2 separate regions of the Homo sapiens genome follow, and region 1 is linked to region 2. The links are chromatin contacts, found by Hi-C or POLR2A ChIA-PET in ENCODE. All regions are on one chromosome and are shown on one strand. Each heading gives the region's core, a stretch centred on a gene start or an enhancer-like site at or near the end of the contact. The rest is flanking DNA. Distances are from core to core; before and after follow the strand shown.

The links. A loop is a pair of places that touch in the nucleus more often than their neighbours do. ChIA-PET counts read pairs that join two places held with the same protein, here RNA polymerase II (POLR2A). Pooled maps may share reads with other maps.
Region 1: a map of OCI-LY7 shows a loop between it and region 2 (4-fold over the local background). The contact joins the enhancer-like site here to the promoter of ZEB2-AS1 in region 2. A Hi-C loop is called at or near these places in 4 of 168 maps with a recorded cell type or tissue (B cell, K562, OCI-LY7 and 1 more), 25 of 37 single-sample maps with no recorded cell type and 14 of 50 pooled maps. POLR2A ChIA-PET finds 5 or more read pairs at or near these places in 2 of 52 experiments (HEK293 and activated B cell).

The regions. Positions count from the first base shown.
Region 1 is chr2:144,238,769-144,242,368 of GRCh38, reverse strand. All of the region lies in intron 1 of QTMAN (queuosine-tRNA mannosyltransferase), which reads left to right. Among named protein-coding and RNA genes, the nearest start is that of QTMAN, 92 kb to the left of the region's middle. RefSeq lists an enhancer at 1,341-1,420 and a silencer at 2,868-2,947. Within about 2 kb of position 1,433, at least 4 of the 41 ENCODE cell types and tissues checked have a DNase peak (open chromatin) inside an H3K27ac peak, as active enhancers do; they include B cell and OCI-LY7, where a contact is called at or near this core.
Region 2 is chr2:144,517,982-144,521,821 of GRCh38, reverse strand. It overlaps ZEB2-AS1 (ZEB2 antisense RNA 1), which reads right to left and starts at 2,208. Exons shown (of 4, transcript NR_040248.2): 1 at 2,148-2,208; 2 at 1,712-1,863; 3 at 1,537-1,607; 4 at 923-1,068. ZEB2 (zinc finger E-box binding homeobox 2) reads left to right here and starts at 1,703. Exons shown (of 10, transcript NM_014795.4): 1 at 1,703-1,883.

The DNA.
Region 1 (3,600 bases), core at 184-2,683, 280 kb after region 2:
TGGATCACACTTAACACTTTTAATAATAGAAGTAACTTTTTCTCCTGCTTGTTTTTTTTTCAGCATAACCCTTGGTTCATATTTTTTCTAGGATAAGTTCCTATGACTTGATTTTAACTTTATCTCTTTACTATCAGTTCATCAAAAATATTCTGTGAAAAAACATTTTATACTTTTACTGTACTAAAGTTAAGCTCTTCTTATTCTGAGTCACAATCTGGACCCATTTAACTACTTTAGCTTTATTTTCTATTGTGCTATATTCTCTAGCTGTTTTTTCTCCTCCTGTGCTGGAGAAACTTTTTACTCCTTGTTTCAGAGCAAGTCAAACTTCCACTTCCTGGTGTCATGCCTTGGTCTCTGAGCTCCAATCTCATGAATTTCTGAGTTATTTCTGTTTTCCACCTGCCAGTTAAGAATGAAATCATATGTGTCCCTATGTTTTGCAAAATGGATCTATCTCCAGCTAGCTCATAGCTTCGTTACTATGATTTCTTTCTTTCTTTTCATTTTTTTTTTTGTATTTTAATTCTTTTCTTTCTGGCATGTGGTAGAATGCTAAGTACTTTGTAGTCACATAGTAAATACTGTACACACTTACACACTAGGTAATATCTAGCTTTATAGTAACAAGATAAGCTTCCTCCTAAAGAAAGGAAGACAGAAAGAAAGATGGACAGAAAGAAAGGAAGACAAAACAGAAGAAAAGAAAGGAAAGAAGAATAAAAAAGAAAGATCAGCAAGAATATTTTGAGGAATAGGGAAAGAGCAGTAATTGTGGAATTTTAAAAACTTGAGTTTAAATTCTGATTCTGCTTACTAGTTTGTGATATTGGATGAGGTTCATCATCTTTTGGTGTAAAATGGTAATGATATCTATCTGACAAACCTGTAAGGGTTAAATTATATAATGTATATAAAGTGCTTATTGGCATACCCTGGCACACATTCGACGTTAAAGAAATGGTAGCTAACTCTTTTATTTTGCATGTGAGGGAAGAAGTTTAGAGAGCTGACCAAGGGTCATATAGCTAGTAAATTGTGGAGAGAAAATTGAAAACCAGGCCATTCTTACTCTAAAGCAGTGTTTTTCAAACATAGTGCATCTGAGAATTATCTGAAAGACTTGTTAAAACACTGGGCCCCACTCCAGAGTTTCTGGTTCACTAGGTCTGGGGTGAGGCCTGAGAATTTGCATTTCAAACATGTTTCCTGTTGCTGTTGCTGCTGCTACTGGTCCAGGGACCACACTTCGAGAACCAGTGCTTTCTGGCATATTTCTCAACCCTAGTTGCACCTAAGAAATCAAGAAATCACCCTGAGTAGTGTCTATAAATTATTGATGAAACCAGAATCTCTGGTTATGGGGCCTAAGTGTGGATTTTTAGGTTTTTGTTTTAAGCTATCCAGGGGATTCTAACGTGCAGCCAGGGTAGGAAGCACCACTCTGCTTAAGTGAGGCTCTTTGCAGTTTTTTTCTTAGAACTGGGTATTAAGTGAAGCAGCTGACCCTGCACCCTCCTGGGTGCTCAGTGAGGCAAGGCCTCAGTAGTGTGTCGTTTTTATGCTGTTATGTTTTAAAACAATTGCTTTGGCCTAGAATCCTTTTACTGTTTTAACCTGTTCTACTTGTTTGTGTGGACTGTTTGCATTTCTCCATCTTCACCCTCAGTGTATCCTGAATGCCTTCATCAATCTCTAGGGTGGATTTTATGTTAATATTTGGCAAAAGCCAGTATTTAGCAATAGTAGACTTGAAGTATAAAGTAAATAAAGGAATATATCTAGTTTTTAAAAAAGCAGTCACATTACAATTTAATGTACTTTCAGAATTCTGATTTTGTTCTTTTTTCTGAGATGCTTTGGAAACCTTACATTGTGTTTTAGAGGACCCAGTTATTGGTTAGAATAGGTAATGATAATTGTGCACCCAGAAGTGTATAAGTAAAAATGTCGTAGATTAATTGATAAAGGAGTCATTTTTTCTTTATAGGATTCAGTTGGTAAATATATACAAATCAAGGCATGAAATCATTTACTGGATAAGAGTGGGCAAAATACCACATAATTTCATTAACCTTTAAGCAATGAAATTATAAATCCCTATGCAAATGTTTAAGGTTATCATTGCCTATCACCCCTTTTGATTCCTACAGACTGTTAATTCTTCTCTGTCCTGCTGAGTCTTATTAAAACTTCTGACTGATGTACTTTTATTAAAAGGTTTAGAATTTACCAATTTAAAACACTTGCTTTACACTATTACCTCTAATTTAACTAGGCCCATTAAACTGCATTTTGCAAAGGGAAGAAGTCAATTGCTGTTTCTTTAAAAAATAATAAATTGAAATGAATTTTAAACTCTGCTTAGCGGTGAGCAACTGCTATATACTACTAGGCCTTTTGATAGCTGATTTGTTCCTTTAGTATGCAAATTTTAGGTTTACAGAGATCTAATGCTTTTATTTAGGAAATATGCCCAGAGGCTAGATTGGTAGGCTTTAGGGAGATAACTAGTTTGGTGTGAAATAAATAGTTGTTAAAGGATCACATGAATTGGGTCCCAGAAGATGAAGAGTAGACTGAGACAGATTGAGGAAAACTGACTGTACTTCATTTCATTTGGCTATAAATATCACTGAATTAAAAATGAAGACAATGAATGATGGCAATACAAAGCAAATTAATGAAAATAAGCCATTTTTTTGTGGGTTTTCTGAAAAGTTCTGTCTTCTGAGCAGTTTAAAGAAAAGGGCTGGGTACACCCCTAACCAAAGAAGCTTAGTTCACATCATTCTGGGAGGCCAGCCTTTTGAGAGATTGTAGCTTTAGCAGGGAGGAAGGAATGGGTCAACTCCCCTCCCACCCCCCACCAGTCAAAGTCAGCAGCATCACTTCTGGTTAGTGAGATGACAGATGTCATAGAAAACCTTACATTCAAAACAAGAGGACTCACGGATGCTAGCTTAGGTTGGCAATTGTAGATATTCTGGCTTGCAAGTGTTAAACAAATAATAATGAACTTTTAGCTTTGGGAAGTTAGTTTTAAGAGGTTATACACTTGTTTTGTAGCATTGCTCTTTTGGAATCTCTGACTTCCAAACATTTATTTTTCCTTAAATAACTGAAAATAATGAAATACGTTTCTATATTGATAGCTTGTAGCATCCACTTTTCTTTTTTTTTTCTTTTTTTTCTTTTCTTTTTTTTAACAGTGCGTATATCTGTCTTTTTGGTTGTCTAAGCAGTTAGGCCCTCAAGAAATAGAATATTCGAATAGCCTTAGCATTTGAAATGGTCTCTGTATGCCTATTTGTTGTATGTCTCTGGTGGCAGAAGTGCAGAGGGCATGGGTGATGATGATGTGTGAAGGTGGGATGCTAGATTCTTTCATTGAGGCTGGAGGTTTATAATCTTGTTATCATTAAAGTTTCAAAGAGGTGTGGTGGGTAGGAGTGCCAATGCCACAGTCTAGTAGAGTGAGGAATGAGAATAAGTAATTGGTTCTTGCCAGCCTTAGCAATAGTGGTTTTGGTAGAGTGATGGCTAAGGAAGCCAAGTTATGGTAATTCAAGCATTGAATGGAAGTTGAAGCAAAAA
Region 2 (3,840 bases), core at 959-3,458:
AGCACAGTTCAAAGCAGTTTATCTTAATATAGTGTTGGATCAGGGTATTATTTGTTTCAGATTTCATCAGACTGGAAACAGGAGGGTGTAACATATTTAACAATATTAAAGCTTAAAAATTGGTGTGAGGCAGCTCTCTGGTCCTCTTAACACCTCCACCTTTACCTTTCCGAAGAATCCTAAATGCTGTGAGGCTAGAAGTTTATTTGTGCTCTGAGGTTCTCAAGCACTTTCACTCTTTAGGAAAAAAAAAAAAGTCTCACAGTTATTTAAGAAATTGAGCCTGAACCATCCGAGGATAGGAGATTTCTTCCTTTTCCGATAAATGCCTGTGCTCAGCATCCTCAAATTTGGCTGTCTTTATTTACTTCTATATTAGTTCCAATTATGTGCAGTGTAAACCAGCTTTTTGATTAACAAAACAGCAGAGCATTGGTTAAGAACACTTAAACTTCAAAAAAATTCCCCTGGGAAGTGGGCTCTGAATTGGTTAATAATGTGCAGTACTTGCTAAATTGCTGACTTCCAGATGTGGAAAATATCTTTCTTGTTTAGGACCTATGTAACCTGATTGGATTACGACAGAAGCGTCACGTTGGAAGCTTTTGAGTGATTATTTAATTAACCATACAGTAGAAAGCTGTATTCTCCAGGAAATCCCTTCCATATTTGCATAACCAATCCCTTCAGAGCAAAGGTGGAGTCTTTTCTTTTTAATCTTACTTTAATTGTAATATCAAAAAATATATACTCCAAAACTTAGACCCCATGCCGTTTAATATCATGCTCTCCCTTCCCTGCTAAGTTTCTCTATGGCCTTTCTCGTTTCTCCTCCTGCCTCCCTACACACTCTCCCTTACTTTGTAGTGAGGTCTCCCCGAGGTGTAGAGAGATTCAGAGATCGGCCAACCGAGTGTTCTATTTTAATTTACTTAGAGACCCTTTATTAAAATGCCAAACTACTTTTTAATATTGGGATCCAGTCCAGAAATTCATCATGCACACACCCTAATACACATGCCCTAAGATGCAGCTCCCATGCAGCATTTTTTTTTCTGGCTCTGGTACCTAAAAAGAAAAAAATAACAATAAGAGAAAGGGCAGAGAACTTTGTTCCAGAAGCTGTACTGAGATACCTACACAATTTGATGTGCATCTCAAATCTGGTCATTAGAGATATCTGTATAAGAAGAGACTATCTGGATTGAGGACCCGGGATCTTTCCCTTTAACTTTCGCCCCTTGGAGTTCTCCAGTTCTGTGAATGGTGTGCACCGTTTTCCGCCCTGTACTCTGTAGGATTTAGTGATGAGGATAATGATGCCAAAGGCTTGACGGGCGGGGAGGGGGGGGTGGAGGGGGGGAGAAGGGAGGGAGGGGGGAGGGAGGCGAAGGCGAAAGGGAGGGAGAGGAGGAAGGGAGGGAGGTGGAATTTCATTTCTTCCACTAAAGCGTTTGCGGAGACTTCAAGGTATAATCTATCCCAGATCCTTTCCCAGAGAGAAACTTGGCGATCACGTTTTCACATGATGCTCACGCTCAGGGCGCTTCAATTATCCCTCCCCACAAAGATAGGTGGCGCGTGTTTCAGGGTCTCTCGTCTCTCTCCTACAGAAAAGAAAAAGAAAAAAATGTCATTAGAAGAGGCGTAACACGTCAGTCCGTCCCCAGGTTTGTGTTTCCTGGAGTGGCCGAAAGAGATCAGTTCTAACCTGCTCTGCAGGAATAACGGTCCTGCCTCCCGACACTCTTGGCGAGGTTTTTGTACAGTTTGCTCCGGGAGCTGTTTCTTCGCTTCCACCTTTTTCTCCCCCACACTTCGCGGCTTCTTCATGCTTTTTCTTCTCACCATTTCTGGCCAAAACTACAAACAAGACTTCGCAGGTAGGTTTTTTTTCCTCCCCTTTTCTCTCTTTTTATCCCTTTTTGGTGTGCTCGTCCTCCATCCTCCTTTTCTAATTTTCTCATTTTGAGTGGGGATGTGAGTCTGAAGTGAGAAGGGGTGTCCGTGGGTAGGAATTTCAGGTGGGTTTAGCTCCTTTATGGCAAGCTTTTCTCAAGAGTGGCTTCTTCGCTTTCTCTTACACTCACACTCTCTCTCCTTGCTTTTCTCTCCTTTTTCCCTCCCCCAAATAATTTCCCCTGTACCTGTTCATTCAGGTAACCAAAGGTGTCCTTTGCTATCCAGCCCAGGAAAAGTTTTATTGAGAATTATATGGCTGGAATAAAAACTCATCAAGGGGAGAGGTCCTGCTCTATTTTCGCATCTAGTTCCAATTCATTATATTCAGCAATTAGGACTTGGCAAATACCTGTTAATAATTACAAAACTTGGTCAGTTACAGACCTACAAATTCGGGGGCAAGTCTTTCTCTTAGACATGGCAGTTCATCCTCTCCCACCGAGAAGGCTGTTTTCTAAGCAGAAAGTTGTCTGTTTTTGTCTGCTTAGCGAGTTTCATTTCTTTATTTCATTCTTTGTGTGTGTATGTGTGTGAAGTAACACCTCACTTCTGTGATTATAAATAAAGAAGTGAAAGTCCTCATGGAACTTGAGTCGTTTACCAAAGTGGAGGGGGGGGCACTACAGCTGGGAAGAAAACTGCTGTCAGGATATCAGGGTTTTAAATTAGGATAACTTTTAAAATTGTATTTTTAGTGGCAAAGTAATATAGACATGGATTTAATAGAAGACACATACACACATATATCCCATTCCATACTTTGGCACTGAAAAGTCGAGAGAGAGATAGCAGGAGTTCCCAGGAACAGTGATGAGCCCGGCTAACATGAATGTGTTTATCTCCCACCTACTGATATATTTTACATGCTCCCCCTGTAATGATGAAGGCAAGATTACTAACTCCAGACTTAGGAGTAACAGGCAAAGATAAAGTTTACAGCACAAATGCCCTGTCTCTCTCTCTCACACACACACATGCCCATAAAACTAGCAACTTACTTTATTAAACATGTATTTATATGCAGTCGTGTGTCTCAGGATGAATATAGACAGGCCAGCTGTTTCATCCCAGACACTTGTGTGACCATTTCTTTATTTCAGGATTTCCCCTAACAATTTCAAATCAATAGGACAAGGAAAGAAATGATAAAATATGTCAAACTTAAAAGTCTCCTACTATGTATGCCTAGGTAAATTTAAGGTGCTTTCTAAAATATCCACTTCCCCTTCTCTCTGCCCCCCTCCCTTCACCCCTCTCAGCAAATGTGTGGAAACTGATACTCACTTTCCAGGTTTTCTGCAAAGCTTCTAGCACAGGAGACAATAGGTGTGGGGCGTGGGGACTGAGTGTGCCCGGCAGAGAAAGGGTTAATGGCCCTTGTGTTACAGTTTGCATCTGTTACATCTTTTATAGCCCCCTGTTTAAACTAATCCTCGAGGCACAGCATCTTCCCAACCTCCACCGAGTTTTCAGGATTCTCCTCCTCTCCTGCCTGCCTCCGAGGTCCCCCTTCTCCAAGTTTTGACAGTTTCAACTGAAAAAATGCAGCGCCTCTCTCGATTTTTAGGTACAAAAGTTTCGAAGCCAGAAAGGATACGATCATTTAGTAGAGCTTAAAAGTATTGCCGTAGTGGTTGGACTTTCTCTTTCCTTTCTTAAGGGAAAAAAAAAATTCTACTGGAACTATTTAAGGGAACCAGTGTGGGGGAGCATGTGTGTGAGTGAGGTGGGGGGAAATACTTAAGTAAATATTGTCAAAGTGGCGAGGGGGGGTGGGGTAAAGGACAGTGTCCAAAGAGGCTTATAATTATATTTATCATTGCGGCGTAAAACGGGAAATCTTAATTTGGGGGCGAGGGTGGGGGGAGGAAGAGACAG